Linked DNA regions of Mus musculus: region 2 is linked to region 1. The links are chromatin loops, found by intact Hi-C in ENCODE. Cell type or tissue: gastrocnemius. All regions are shown on one strand.

The links. Peaks named below come from ENCODE experiments on the same cell type or tissue, not always from the same donor. Only the 100,000 strongest peaks of a DNase experiment are listed, where the experiment ranks them.
Region 2: it touches region 1 in a loop (5-fold over the local background); 2 of 42 quality-filtered maps call a loop at or near these places.

Annotation. Positions count from the first base shown.
Region 1 is chr3:138,235,709-138,243,708 of GRCm38, reverse strand. It overlaps 0610031O16Rik (RIKEN cDNA 0610031O16 gene), which reads left to right and starts at 4,046. Exons shown (of 3, transcript NR_045760.1): 1 at 4,046-4,220; 2 at 5,996-6,108. In gastrocnemius, a CTCF peak has its summit at 3,062 (motif pointing left); no DNase peak of the experiment used is centred here; H3K27ac peaks cover 1,915 bases.
Region 2 is chr3:138,307,805-138,315,804 of GRCm38, reverse strand. It overlaps Adh6a (alcohol dehydrogenase 6A (class V)), which reads right to left and starts at 2,519. Exons shown (of 9, transcript NM_026945.1): 1 at 2,443-2,519. The coding sequence starts at 2,460. In gastrocnemius, a CTCF peak has its summit at 4,592 (motif pointing right); no DNase peak of the experiment used is centred here.

The DNA of each region.
Region 1 (8,000 bases):
ATCAGGCCGAGAGCTGTCACCTATGTGATGTCATAGGTTTGGGAGGTCCTGATGCCAACACTGGTCATAAGAAATTTTTCCTTTCTTAGTCAAAGCAATGTTCCAGTGATGGGAAGAAGGCAAGTTCTCTTGTCTACATAAAGCCCTAAGGAACAAATTCCCCTTCCAACTTCTACTACAGTCCTTTTCACTGAGTGGTTAAGAAACTGAGACCAAAGGGCCAAGACAGCCATTTCCCTACCCAGTCAACAGCTTGAGTCTACAGTGACCAAGGCAAGGGCCCCTAGGTGAGTCCCGAGTTCAGTGAGAGCATTGCACCACCTTCAAACACTCCTTTCTCTGCTCCTGAAATGGAGTGTGACTTTGTTCTAGAAAAGTATAAAAAGGCCGACAAGGGTGTTTTAAATCCCACATTCATTCACTTCCCCAGAGAGAACTCAAGACTTCACGTAAAGCATTCCTAACTGGAAGAACAAACCCTCCGATTGCAATAATTGCTGAAACAGAACCAAATGCGTCCTGATGGTTTCTCGTATTTTTTAAGCCTTTGGTAGCCAAGAGCTGAGCTAATCATACACAGGGCTCCCTGGACTTTAAGGTTAATGGTTAGTGATTCAAAGCACTTTGTTCCTGGCCGTCTCTAAGATGGCTTGTAGCTATGAGGTCCAAGAGAGGAACCATCCAGTACTAGACCCAAAATAGACTTCAATGTCAACATTACCTGACACTGAGCCTGTACAAGCTATAAGCCTTTGACAATTGAACATAGCCAGCCTCAATTGGCCCCAAAACCTGAAAGATTTCATATAAAATATTTATCTAAAAGAAAAAGAGAAAGAGAAATAGGGAAAGAAATACTTGCCTCCAAACTAACACTCAAAGTGATTGCCATAGCAGTGTCAATCTTCAGGGCTTGATGTCTCAGTGGATGAGAGTGCTTGGTGTGAACACAAGACGACTTTAAGTTCCCAGCCTCTGCCTTAAAGCCAGCATGGCTACATTTGCCTGTAGGCCTGGCACTGGGGAGCAGAAAAAGGCAGATCCTAGGAGCTTGCTGGCCGACCAGCATAGAGAAAATAGGCAGCTTCAGGTTCCATGAGAGGGGATGCCTCAAAATGAAGGTGAACGTGGTAGAGGAAGACGTCCAACATCCACCTCCAGTGTGTGCATGTGCACACAGGCGCATACCCCACTCCCACGGTGTCAGAGAACAAAACCGTTGGCTTACACTTTTCAGAGAAAGAACCTGGGGGCTAGGTAGAGAAACAGAAAGATGCACACAGGGGAGTGTGAGTGGTTTTTGAGATGGCGTGAAGCCCAATGCCTGCTGGGTAAGGGTCCCAAGTGTGTTTTGTAGAGGGTGTCCTTGGTGAGAGCGTGGAGCCGTTAATCCTGGTCATCTGCCTCTTCAAAATCCCAAACTCATTTGCGTACTTATGCATCGTATCTTTCTATTAGAGAAGGGAAGGCTGCCAAAGTGAATTGCAAATTACACATCGGTTCTAATTTCCCTGTAGAATACAGCTCATTAAAATCCTAAGGCTTCCTTCTTGGTCAGAGAGCAAGCCTGTGTGGTTTTCATATGCTCACACGTCCCGGGGTTAGTCTAGTTTACAGGGTAATAAAGAGATTAAACTGCTTTTAGCTGGGTAGCCTGAACTCAGTCTAGTAACAGGTGTTTTGTTTTTGTCTTTATTGTGTTGTCGTTTTGTTTTGTTTTTGCTAACCAGCATTAAGGAAAATTTGTGTTTATAATAATGAGGGGGAAAGGTTATTACTTTACATGACCTCAAGTTCATGTGGGGTTCTATCACAATGAAAGAAGAAGAGGTTGCGGTGACTCTCTCATAACTGACAGTCTGCAGAAGTGATACCTGAAAACACAACCTCACTGCTCATCATAGAAAGGAGACCTTTCAGGTTTCATGGAGTACATCTGGCTTTTGACTGGTCAACGGTCTGAATAGCAATTCTCTCCCAGCTGGCCTCTACCCCTGGCAGGTGGCTCTGGCACTTGCCAGAGGTTGATAATTCTCTTCCCTTCCCTTTGCCCTTCGGACCTTGTATCCCTTTATCACAGGACCCCAGAACCTTTATCATCCCGTTTGTGTGACTGACCTTGACTCCACATAGAAAAAAAAAACTCATTAAACTGTTTTCAGTTTGTCCTGGCAGCCCTGCTGGGTACCTGACTCAGAGTTCCTTCCGGTTTTCGGGGTGCTAATCCTTAGCTCTGGCTGCAGACAGTTATCTCGTGAAAACTCAGGTTTCTGGCCTGTCCTCTTAGGACTTCACTGGGTGGTGCTGGTGAAGGTGGGGGTGGGCAGTGAGAACATAAACTGAGAAGCACCCACAAAGCAGAAGCCAGGCATTGCTGAACTAAAAGCCCTGCTTTCTGCCTGGATTTTTTTTTTTTTTTTTTTTTTTTAGAACCTAGGGGTGAATGGTGTACTGGACTGATTAGGCCACTGATGTGGGGTAGGGGTGGAGTTGAACTGAAAGAGGGGTGTGGAATCACAGCGGAGGGGTAAACACTTCCCCCCATTAATCCCTCAGTCCATGAAATTGTCTGTAAACTCGACAGTGGTTTATGGGCCGAACAGACCATTTGGGGAGCGGTTTACAGGCAATACATGAACAAAATGAGAGGCTGTGTGTTTTATAGGGTGCTCCATCGGTCCAGTATTTCTGGGTGTGGTGTTTCTGTTGAGCACAAAATTTCCCCCAGGATTCTTTTTCCTGAACTCTACTGGGAAAGAAAAACAAGGCTCAGTTGAAAGTTTATCCCAATGTGTGTGTGTGTGTGTGTGTGTGTGTGTGTGTGTGTGTGTGTGTGTGTGTGTGAGAGAGAGAGAGAGAGAGAGAGAGAGAGAGAGAGAGAGAGAGAGAGAGAGAGAGAGAGAATTTTCTGCCTTTCTTCCTAGATTAACTAACTGGCCAATTTGCACACACACACACACACACACACACACACACACACACACACACACACACACACACAGAGAGAGAGAGAGAGCTCTATACTGCCACCTTCTGGTTTTTTAGAAATTCTGGAGAAGAAACTAGTCTTTCATGTTCACATGTACTTCAGACCTGATAGATGTCACTTCTTGTTCCAGCAGCTGGTGACAGGTGACTAGTCCTGTGAAGGAACAGCAGGGACATAAAAGTAAAGTAAGCCGTGGTACACATGATGGCCGAATCACATCCGGGTACTGGAGAGCCCATGACTGGGGTCAGAATAGATATCCTTAAAAGGACTAAGCTGACCCCTAAAGGAGGAGCAGAAATTATTGGTGGCAGGGAGGGTAGCATGAACGGAGATCACAGGAGGACTTACAGAGGGAATCCAACGAAAGAGAAGATGTCCCTGTGGGGTTAGTGCCACAGCCGCAAGCATTTTTCTTTAACACGTGCTAAGCAGACAACGTTGGTGCAGAGGCAGAGAGAAGTTATTCAGCTGGTGCAAGGGGCTCCAGTTCTGTTAAGAAACCCAGAGGGAAAAAATGGAGTCTCTGAACACCTTCTAATCAAAGGAGCAATGTGTTTGGGGTTGCCTTTCAGTTGCTTAGCTTAGGGAAGATTGTAGAAATACATCTTAGGGACAAGACAAGAGGCAGACCATGGGGTTTCCCCAAGTTCTCACCGTACCTTAAGTTGGTTGAAGATAACAGGATAGCAGAATTTACACTGAGTGATTGGCAGTTTTCAAAAGGATAGTGAAAATTAGCTACACAAACTGTAAGTCATACGCAATGGCTCTGGATGGTTTTGACTTTTGTTTTTGGTGAATACTAAGTTAACTTATTTTTTAAAGCTCAAGAAATCTAAGAATACCATAATAGGGATTGGGAAAGTAGCTGAGTTAGTGGACTGCTGGCCTAGTGTGCACAAAATCCTGGATTTTATTCCCAGTATAGCATGAATCAGAAGTTAGAGGCCATCCTTGACAACATAGTGAGTTCCAGGTGAGCCCAGATTATTCACTGACCCTGTGTCACTAAATAATCGTTTAGTTATTAATTCAGTGTTAGTCTCGTACAGAGAGTGAAGGAGTGAGCTCGCCAAGCACAACCAGCAGGGATGAAAGGCTAACTCAGTGAACAACAGAAAGACAGACGGACTTCTGAACAGACACACCGACCAGCAGAAACCACTGGGGAAAGCAACAGTCAGCCAGTGCGACTGACTTAGAGTCCCAAACAGCTATCTTCTTCTGGGTGAGACTTCAAACTAGTTCTTCCTGCCACAGGAAGTTCACATATTTTAAAAGAGTTTATTTTAATGTGTGAATATGTATGTAGATCTGCCGTGTGCCCTGGGCCTCTAGCTAGAGGCCAGGAGAGAGGGACAAAATCCTATGGAGCTGGAGTTTGAGCCACCTGGCATAGGTGCTAGAAATTGAACTCAGACAGACTCTCTGGAAGAGAAGTGTATTCTCTTAATTGTTGAGCCATCTCTTCAGCCCCCACCCACCACCACCACAGGTATTTTAACAAACTGCGGCTGAGTCTTTTGCGTTGGGAGGGTGTCTGGGCTGTCTGGGAGTGTTTGGCTCCCCGCTGTGTTCTGGGCCAGGGTTTTGACTCCCACATTACACTCTTTGGTCTTACGGACATGAATATCTTCACTTCAAACAATTTTTCAGTTTTCTGTTCCCTTTCTCACAAGGGTCAGGGGCCAGCCCGCTGGAGAAAGGATCTCAGAGGACACTCTATAGGATAATCATGCCTGGATCTTAATGGGGGGTTTCCACCCTGCCTCTAGAGCCAGCTCCTCAGGGAGGTTAAACTGCATGCGACAGTTGACTAACATAACTCACTGTCCTCTGTGACGGAGGGACAGAGAGGCCAGAGAAGAGTAAGAAAGAGATTCTGCTCTGATAGCAGGGAGGAGAGGTAGAGGGACTCTGAGCCCTGGCCTCTAGGCACACCTGTGGTGGCATTCCTGAGACCCTTTCAGGAGACATCCTGTTCCTTCCACTTCCATATGAACAGTCATCAATGTCCCTCACTCAGGCATGGTGTACATTGATCAGGCCACCTCATACTTTGAGGGTCCGGGAGGGAAAAGATGTTGGGAAGACTTTGGTTCTGCCTCCTCCTTTGCTCTTTGAATGAATGAATGAATGAATGAAAATACCCTTTTTTGTTATTTTTAAGAGGAGAAAAAGAGGAGCACTGTGATTAGCTAGTCCAGATCTATTCCACAGGAGGCATTATGTGCATGAGGTCGCAGGAATCTGGGGGAGAGGTACAGGGAGGAGAGGAAGACGAGAAAGAGGGGACTGATTGGTTCATTCTCCTGGGATCCGTGAGATGTGGAAATGGACGACACAATCAACATGGCCCCCAGATTTTCTGTCTGGGTGAGCCCAGGCGCTCGGGCCACACATGTGAGAACTCAGGAAATAGGAAACTGTAGGGGAGAATGAAGGGCTAAGCTGAATCACCCTTGAGCATTTAGGGTGTGGTTTCTACCAGGTTTGGATTCGATCAGATAGGTTAGGTCACAGCATCACGCTATCCTCGGGGCAAAGTACTCTCAGTGACTTCACTTGTGCAAATCTTGAAAAGGAGTAGAAACTGGATTAAAGGTCAAAGAGAGCATGCTTCGTTCGAGGTTTCCTGAGTGGAGTGGAGATATTTCAAGACATGATTAGCTATTTTCCCTTTTACAGTCTCTCTCTGTTCCTGAAGATAATGTCTAGTGCACTGACACTGAGAAACAAAGTCTCACTGTCCCTCTAAAAGTCCTCAGTGTCCCTGCCTCTGTGCACATCCTCAGTATGCTAGCCATAGACTGACTGATCTTGTGATGTAGTAGTCATCTTGACAGCTATTAAACCAATCAGCTATTCCGCCTAAGTTAGCAACTTGAAGGAACTTGTAGAAAAGATGAGAGCCGTTGTTCTTCAAACAAGACGGGAGTTGGGTTTTTGTTGTTGTTTCTTGTTATTGTTGTTTATTGTGGTTGTTTTTGTTTTCCCACAAAGGGACAACAAAGAGAGGTGGCTCAGCATGCAAGCATGGGGATTGGAGTCTCAAAACTTCGAGAATCCACCTAAACCTGAGTGTGGTGGTGCATGGCTCTAATCCCTGTTTACAGGTAAGTTATCCTGTGTTGAACCCTGTCTCAAGGGGGAAGGTGAGGGCTGACACCAGAGGCCTCTGCACAAACTTACCATGGCAGGTGTGGACACACACACATTTTTTTAAAAAGGGACAATAGTCCAAATTAGAATCAGAACTCTGGCAGGCCAAACACCCTTTAGGTAACAGGAGTAAAATGGGGCTCAACATAGTGTCAGGACCAGCACCCTAGCATTGAGACCTCTTGTCATTTTGTCTGAGGGGTTTAGTCCTCCATCACACTAATGCTCTTGAGATTTCCTTTTGGACTTAGACAAATGTCTACTTCGTTTTTATTCCCCAGAACATATTTCTTGACTTCCGTTTTAGAAATAAGGGGAAGCTAGAAAGCTCTTACTGCCATCAGAGTGTCTGAGAGTTGGGGTTATGTTTGAGGGGTGGTGGGGTGGGCACAGTAAGCAGTCGCTGCGGGCTTCTGTTGGAGGTGGAGGTGGAACAAACTGGGCTTCCTGGAACATCCCCATCGTGTGAGGCTTTGGCTGGACCCATAATCTATAGTGTTCACACGACTTCTCAACTTGTTTGCTATATGGGAAAGTTTGTTTTATAACAGGTCTCACTGGTTGAATAACTGCATTTGATGAATGCCAGGGAGTTGTATAATTCTATGGTTCTTTGCCAACGTTTTCATGGCAGCTTAAGACAGCAATGTTAAAACACTACTCTTACGGTTTTTCAAATATATAACTGCAAAGTCAGGTGAGCATTATTAGTAGTACTGTCTTAAACCTCAAATGAAATCCTTATTCGGTCACTGCAAATGAGATGAAAATGTAAGATGGCTGGACAGCTGAAGGAGCAGTTGCCAAGAAAATGCCTTGTTCAGTTCCTTGACAAATCTGATAACGTGTTTTCTGAGCATGAAATGACCCGGTCAGGAACAAATAATCCGTTCAGTCTGTGGTTGAATGAACACAAATATTTGCACAGCATCCACTGAACACAGAATCTTCTACTAGGTCCCCTTTAAAGACAGAGCGAGAAGAACAATCTTTCTACAACTTGACACACACAGGGGATCAATCATTGGGAGATCCATCACTTCCTCATGGCTTAGAGCGTGTCTGGCAATGTGAGAAAGATGGAAGGACCGTTGAAACATAGGGCTGATCGTGTAACAGGAGTCTTGCTCTTCTTTGTGAAGGCAACCCAATTCTGAGAGATTAAGAAACAAACTGATGGAGAAATGCATTGAAAGAAGGCTGGCTCTACTTCCCCTAGCAAATCATGTATTGTCCATGGCTCCTCAGAGAGCCTTTCACCTATCTCTGATGGAATGTTCACACACTTAGTTTGTTTATCTTTTTATTTTAAAAAAGTGTTGTTTTTAATTTTTTCTATAGTTGTTCATATTCTCTCCCTTTCCCCATCTTCTCTCACATGCACACCCTCCCTACCCACTCAGCTTCGTGGTTTCTCTCTCTCTCTCAAAAAAAAAATACTAATGAAAAAAAGAAATAGAAACTACACACACACACACACACACACACACACACACACACAAACAGCACATAAAGAAACAGGGAGAGTCTTTTGTGGTGGCCAGTGGCTCCTGAGCATGAGACCTGCTCTGAAGATGCCACTACATACCCGGTTCCACTACATTAGAGAAAATGGGTGTTCCTTCCCCCAGAAGGTATCAACTTTGAAATAACATCATGGTTGGGGTTGGGGCTTTATGTCCATTTACTCTTAACTATGCTGGAGTTTTGTCTGGTTTGAACTTGTGTAGCTCTTGTCCATGCTATCATGGTCTCTGTGAGTTCATATGTACATCAGCTGCACTGTATGTGGAAGATGCTCTTTCCGTGGGGTCATCCACCACCTCTGACTCTTACAGTCTCTCCA
Region 2 (8,000 bases), 72 kb before region 1:
TAAAAATTCCACCAGAGAACTCCTAAGCCTGATAAACAGCTTCAATGAAGTAGCTGGATATAAAATTAACTCAAACAAGTCAATGGCCTTTCTGTACACAAAGGATAAACAGGCTGAGAAAGAAATTAGGGAAACAACACCCTTCTCAATAGTCACAAATAATATAAAATACCTTGGCGTGACTCTAACTAAGGAAGTGAAAGATCTGTATGATAAGAACTTCAAGTCTCTGAAGAAAGAAATTAAAGAAGATCTCAGAAGATGGAAAGATCTCCCATGCTCATGGATTGGCAGGATCAACATTGTAAAAATGGCTATCTTGCCAAAAGCAATCTACAGATTCAATGCAATTCCCATCAAAATTCCAACTCAATTCTTCAACGAATTAGAAAGGGCAATCTGCAAATTCATCTGGAATAACAAAAAACCTAGGATAGCAAAAACTCTTCTCAAGGATAAAAGCACCTCTGGTGGAATCACCATGCCTGACCTAAAGCTGTACTACAGAGCAATTGTGATAAAAACTGCATGGTACTGGTATAGAGACAGACAAGTAGACCAATGGAATAGAATCGAAGACCCAGAAATGAACCCACACACCTATGGTCACTTGATCTTTGACAAGGGAGCTAAAAACCATCCAGTGGAAAAAAGACAGCATTTTCAACAAATGGTGCTGGCACAACTGGCGGTTATCATGTAAAAGAATGTGAATTGATCCATTCCTATCTCCTTGTACTAAGGTCAAATCTAAGTGGATTAAGGAACTCCACATAAAACCAGAGACACTGAAACTTAGAGAGGAGAAAGTAGGGAAAAGCCTCGAAGATATGGGTACAGGGGAAAAATTCCTGAATAGAACAGCAATGGCTTGTGCTGTAAGATCGAAAATTGATAAATGGGACCTCATAAAGTTGCAAAGCTTCTGCAAGGCAAAAGACACTGTCAATAAGACAAAAAGACCACCAACAGATTGGGAAAGGATCTTTACCTATCCCAAATCGAATAGGGGTCTAATATCCAATATATATAAAGAACTCAAGAAGGTGGACTTCAGAAAATCAAATAACCCCTTTAAAAAATGGGGCTCAGAGCTAAACAAAGAATTCTCACCTGAGGAATACCGAATGACAGAGAAGCACCTGAAAAAATGTTCAACATCCTTAATCATCAGGGAAATGCAAATCAAAACAACCCTGAGATTACACCTCACACCAGTCAGAATGGCTAAGATCAAAAATTCAGGTGACAGCAGATGCTGGCGAGGATGTGGAGAAAGAGGAACACTCCTCTATTGTTGGTGGGATTGCAAGCTTGTACAACCACTCTGGAAATCAGTCTGGCGGTTCCTCAGGAAATTGGACATAGTACTACTGGAGGATCCCGCAATACCTCTTCTGGGCATATATCCAGAAGATGTTCCAACCGGTAAGAAGGACACATGGTCCACTATGTTCATAGCAGCCTTACTTATAATAGCCAGAAGCTGGAAAGAACCCAGATGCCCCTCAACAGAGGAATGGATACACAAAATGTGGTACATTTACACAATGGAGTACTACTCAGCTATTAAAAAGAATGAATTTATGAAATTCCTAGGCAAATGGATGGACCTGGAGGGCATCATCCTGAGTGAGGTAACCTAATCACAAAGGAACTCACACAATATGTACTCACTGATAAGTGGATATTAGGCCAGAAACTTAGGATACCCAAGATAGAAGATACAATTTGCTAAACGCACGAAACTCAAAAAGAACGAAGACCAAAGTGTGGACACTTTGCCCCTTCTTAGAATTGGGAACAAAACACCCATGGAAGGAGTTACAGAGACAAAATTTGGAGCTGTGACGAAAGGATGGACCATCTAGTGATTGCCATATCCAGGGATCCATCCCATAATCAGCTTCCAAACGCTGACACCATTGCATACACTAGCAAGATTTTGCTGAAAGGACCCAGATGTAGCTGTCTCTTGTGAGACTATGCCGGGGCCTAGCAAACACAGAAGTGGATGATCACAGTCAGCTATTGGATGGATCACAGGGCCCCCAATGGAGGAGCTAGAGAAAGTACCCAAGGAGCTAAAGGGATCTGCAACCCTATAGGTGGATCAACAATATGAACTAACCAGTACCCCGGAGCTCTTGTCTCTAGCTGCATATGTATCAAAAGATGGCCTAGTCGGCCATCACTGGAAAGAGAGGCCCATTGGACTTGCAAACTTTATATGCCCCAGTACAGGGGAACGCCAGGGCCAAAAAGGGGGAGTGGGTGGGTAGGGGAGTTGGGGGGGTGGGTATGGGGGACTTTTGGGATAGCATTGGAAATGTAAATGAGGAAGATACCTAATAAAAAATTAAAAAAAAACTTGACAATAATCTGTTCAGAGAGCACAGAATCTGAAGGTGACATGGGGCCATCACAGAGCAGCTCACTTACCTTTCCCAGGGTATTCATGGTGACTTTCCTGGTTTCGTGTGTGTCCTTTGTGGTTTCTCTGAATAAGCTTTGACTCTGAAGCTTAGAAACTTGGGCCAAGTATTTATAGGGTTCATGAAACCGAAAGCCATTAAAAGTAATTACCCTATCAAGATAGAGACTACCAGAAGGGCAAGTGGAGGGCTGGAAGGAATGAAAGATCAGCTAAGGACAATAAAGGAGGAAATAGAGTGACAGCCATGGTATGAGGGGACAGAAGACCAGGAAAGGACAATGAAGGAGGAGATTGACAGCCAAGGTGGGGCAGAGTCAGCCTGAAGAGGAGGCGGAGGCAATGGGGCTAAGAGACACTGCAGGAAGACATGCATAGAAGGAACACGCCAGACAGCGCCTGCTAATCAGCCAACAGGGTTTCTGGAAGGGCAATTAGATAGATGCTATTGCCAAACGAACAACAAATACCTTTTAAGCCTGGGTTGCCTGTAGTCAGAGGAATGAAAATGTACAAGCATCCCTATGAATGATAATTTAACCTGAGAAATGCATTGTGCCAATGAGGAATGCTGAAGATGAAGTCACAGGTTATGAAAGAGTCTCACACAGGTCAAACTGTGGCTGTTGGGGGGGAGCTTACATAAAAGCAGGAAATGGGTGTGGATCCAAAACAGGTGGCCAAGTCAATCAAGGTGAAGTGAAATAAGGAGGCCATGCTGATGATGGGGGCAGGGAGAGATGTTCAAAGTTTGTGAACAGAAAACTGAAAACATGAGAGCAGGCGGTCATAATCCAACTGCGGGCAAGGTCTGGCTGCTGCTGTGTTTGCCTCCCGTTCACATCTGGAAATCCTATATTCCCAGCATGCTCCGGGAACTTCTGTGATGAGGCCCCCGTTGTCATCTCTTCGCTAATACCTAGAGCCTGTTATTCTCAAGGTGCACCACTGCTATACTGTGGGGCTCAGTCTCAGGAAGCAGGGCTGAGAGAGCCACTGGGGACAGAAGTCTGTAGAGGCAGTTACAGGTTTCTAGGTGTGGAGATGTTCTAGCAAGAGATCAATCTGAACATCCTACTCAGAAGATCTCAGGACCCGCCTTTTCCTCCTGGGCCAGAGCTGGGATTAGGGCAGAGAAGTCTGGTTTATCTGCCGTAAAATCTGACCTAAAGGATACTTTTAGGCAGGCATCGTGATGACAGCGGTTTAAGTGGGGAAGCATCATCTTCATATACCTAGAAATGGTCCAAGAAAGACTTTTCAGGAGGGAGAGACGGAAACCTACTCAGTAAAGGGCCTTTTGTAAGTGTCTCCATTCTTACAGCTTCTGCATCCTTGTTCCTCCTCTTTGGTCCTACATATTGACATATTGACCCTGTTCAGTAAAGTTCCATGTGATTGGCAGCAGCCTACTAAGAAAGGCCACACCTTGAGGCAGTGTCCAGATGTGAGCTTTCCACCCTATATTCCACCCTATAGGGGTCTTGCTGGGTTTTGTGACACCACCTGGAACTTTAAGGTTTTTTCTTTCTTTTTTTTTTATTATTACGTATTTTCCTCAATTACATTTCCAATGCTATCCCAAAAGCCCCCCACACCCTCCCCCCCAACTCCCCTACCCACCCATTCCTATTTTTTTGGCCCTGGCGTTCCCCTGTACTGGGGCATATAAAATTTGCCTGACCAATGGGCCTCTCTTTCCAGTGATGGCCGACTAGGCCATCTTTTGATACATATGCAGCTAGAGTCAAGAGCTCCGGGGGTACTGGTTAGTTCATATTGTTGTTCCACCGATAGGGTTGCAGATCTCTTTAGCTCCTTGGATACTTTCTCTAGCTCCTCCATTGGGGGCCCTGTGATCCATCCAATAGCTGACTGTGAGCATCCACTTCTGTGTTTGCTAGGCCCCGGCCTAGTCTCACAAGAGACGGCTATATCACGGTCCTTGCAACAGAGGCTTGCTAGTGTCTGCAATGGTGTCATCGTTTGGAGGCTAATTATGGGATGGACCCCTGGATGTGGCAGTCTCTAGATGGTCCATCCTTTTGTCTCAGCTTTTTGTTTTTAAGAATCTGTATATGTATGGGTGTTTTGCCTGCCTGCGTGTCTTTCTATTTATATGAGTGCTTGGTACGCTTGGAGGCCAGAAGAGGGCACCAGATCCCCATGAACTGTAGTTGTGAGGGTTGTGAGCCACCATTGGGGGCTGGAATAGAATGCGGGTCCTCTGGAAAAACAACCAGGGTTCTTAACCATGGAGGCGGCTCTCCAGCCCCACCTGGGAAATTTTTAGTCTTTACTTTTTTTTTTTTCCTACCAAATGTTCTAACTTTAGAGCTCGACTGGGCACAAGGTTCAGAATCCTAAGAGATGACGCCAGGAGTCTTGGTACTCAAGGTGGACTCCTGACAGCTCCCTCCGACCCCGCCCAGCCAGTGTGCTCCCGGCCCAGTCAGTGTGCTCCTTTGATAAGTGCCAACGAGCCAGTGATTTCCGGGACTGGGTTTCTGTCAAGTTTAGTCAAGTTGTTCCCAGCAGCAATAAACTTAGGGGAAAAAACAAAGTGTTTGGCTCACAGGAACCTTAGAAGGGATGCACGCTGAAAGGCAAGGTCACAAATGCCCCTGGGAGTTGAACCCGTTTGGCTTTGACAGGACTTCCGCTCTCTGGTGTGAGAGTAAGGTAGTTAGGAGTGCCATGCCAGTGCTAACAGACCTGGGTCCAAATCTTACCTTCTTCTCCAACTTATTAAGACATAAGAACTACAACACCAGGTTTCCTCTCAATGAAGGGATGATGTTATATTAGCTAATATAACCAAGTAACCTCACCTCCTCGGTTTTCCCCCAAGCACCAAGTCAGTTATCATACACAGGTACTCAGTATCCTGCCTCATACGTAGTAGGTCTCTGTGTAAGTATTTATCGCCATTATCATCATCACCATCAGCATCACTACCGTGTCTCTCAGAGCATTCATTTCATTCCTCCTCAGCACCGACTTGCTTTCTGCCCTGTGGTGGGGAATACAGCCATGGAGAAAACACCCGATTTTTAAATTTAACAACTTCATTCAGAGAGTTCTTATCTCTCTCCTCTTAAGTGCACAAAATGCAAGGAAGGCTGTCCTCTCTTCACAAGGATCAGGTGTTCTCTTGCCCCTGTGAAGTCTAGAAAAACCTGTGGGGTTGGGTAAGAACTTGGCAAGCATCACGGGCAGCTATGTGGATGCCTCTGAGAAGGTGAGAATGGGCGGGGTGCTCAGAGCAATTCAGCCAGTTCTCGCTCACTGAAGACAACCAAAGGCCAAGCCTTGCTTTGAAAGCCTGCCTTTCCTGTAGATGCAAATAGATGAGGCCAAGTCTGATTACTCTGCACCGCATATCAATGTACACGGTGTCCTTTCCAGAAGATAGTGTGCCAAGGTGTAGAGAGGTCCGCGTGAGGAGACACGTTTGTAGAAGCAACTTTTGCATAACTCTTGGAAAGTAATGCAATGCTCAATTGATACGAGGCAAAATAACCACTGGCTTATAGAATCAATGAAGTATTTTAGTAAGAAAGAAGCAATAAAAAGGCACATAGTTAAAACAATAAAATAATGAGATTAAGTTGAATTTCAAGCTGTTATAATTCTTATTCAAAGATGTATATTCCTGGTGTTTTCTAATGCAGTCCTAGGAGTTGTTACTTACGTACAGTTTATGTCAATATAGCTCTAGCTTCCCTACATGTCAATAAAGCATACAGCATATGCTTATACAGTCTAAGTTTGTCCTTGCTTTACCTAGCTTTCCGTTACTATAATAAAAGCCATGTGACGAGTTTGTTTAGAGAGAAAAGAGGTCTATTTTTGCCGTGATCTGCATGAGAAAGGCCTACCCCACCGGCTCTTCTCCTCACCCTCCTATCTGCTGAGCCATATGTATCACATCAAAGAGGGGGCAGATATGTATTTGCTGTCTGAATGTCACCTTCTCCTTACAATGTTATCAGGATTCAAGCATGGAAATTCTACCCTGATGGCCTCAGATCTCACTTCTAGCTGTTGTAGTCAAGTTCCATTTCTCACCCAGGCTGCCATTACCAGGAAACCTTAGGGACTGAACCGGCTCATCTCTGGAGGCTTGGCTGTATTCAAACCACTGCACTGCTGGGTCCCATTTTTTGCTTCAACCAAACCATTATGTGATCAGTCTCAATATTTTTTATAGTTTCTCTGCTTCTTTTCTCTGTCCAACTGGAGGATGCTTCCCTCTCTCTCTCTCCAAGTCTGCCACCCTCTGTTCACTTCCCCAATGGTTCAGGGGCAGGTTTTGTTCTGTGTTTACAGCTCACCCAACCCTGCGCGCACACGCGGTCTCTGATGGAAACACTGTCCTCTGGGTTAAATTGGAGTTTAGAGACCCAAAAGTCAAAACCAAATGGCACCATGTTCTTCCTCCTTTTCTTTCTCTTCCTCTTCTTCTTTCTCTTCCTCTTCCTCTCTGTGTTAGGTTTGAATCCCTCCTTCGAGAACTTGCATGGTGACCGCGTCTAGCAGTTAATTTGACTTAGATGCTTTGAGCATCAGTGAAATATGTCAAGTCATGTCACTTCCTACTTCCATGTCACAATGCAACTGAAGCATTCCCATGGGGGTGGGGTTGACGGGGCTCAGTGTGCCCAGAAGTGTCTGAAGGAGCTGATTGACTTTTGCCAATTTATTCATAGCACAACCTGCAAAGAGCTCTTTCTGTCACGTTTTGAAACTGATTAAAAAATAACAATCCTGGGCCTTACAGATACAGAGACTGGGGTTCCGAGTAAAGGCGTGTTCCCATGTGACGACCCACAAATCTGGACTATATCTTCCAAAGTCTTATTCCTACTTTTATCCAAAGGTGCCCTTTAAATGGTACATGAAAGGTACAGAATAGGTAGTGCTAACAGCCCATGCTCACCAGTCTTTCCTATGTGCCTGTTTGCTTCAGCGAGGAGAATAGTTTGATCCTCGTGCCAATGCCCTGGATTATGGCTATTCTTTGCAGAGAAATAAATGGATGTGAAGATGTTAGCTGAAAATGCAGTGATGCTTGCTGTAGCTGATAGACAGGAGTGAGGGAGCCCTGATGTCATCACCTCCCCTGTGTGTGCGCACGCACACACACACACACACACACACACACACACACCACCACCACCACCACACTGCCTACTGCCTTATTCCCTTTCCTTCTGTCTTCTCAGACAAGATTTGAGGCCTTTGATATTCCTTTATGCCATTCATTTTTCTACCTTACCCAGAATTCCCTGTTAGTGTTTATGTAAGGAGAGTTGGACAAGACAACTGAGGACAACTCACAGTTTATCTGCTCTTGCCCACCCTGTTGTGCCTTTGGATCTTGTCAGGGCCCCTAGGCACTCTGACTTGAATTGTCCTTGTTATGAAATTAATTTCTAACAAAACAAGTAAAGGAGCTGGAGAAGCCGTGGGGTCTTTGGAGCAGCAAAACCCATTTCTGAGCTTTGAGGATATACATGTGAATAGTTTGCTCACAAGCATGTCTGTACATAAAGTCAAAGTG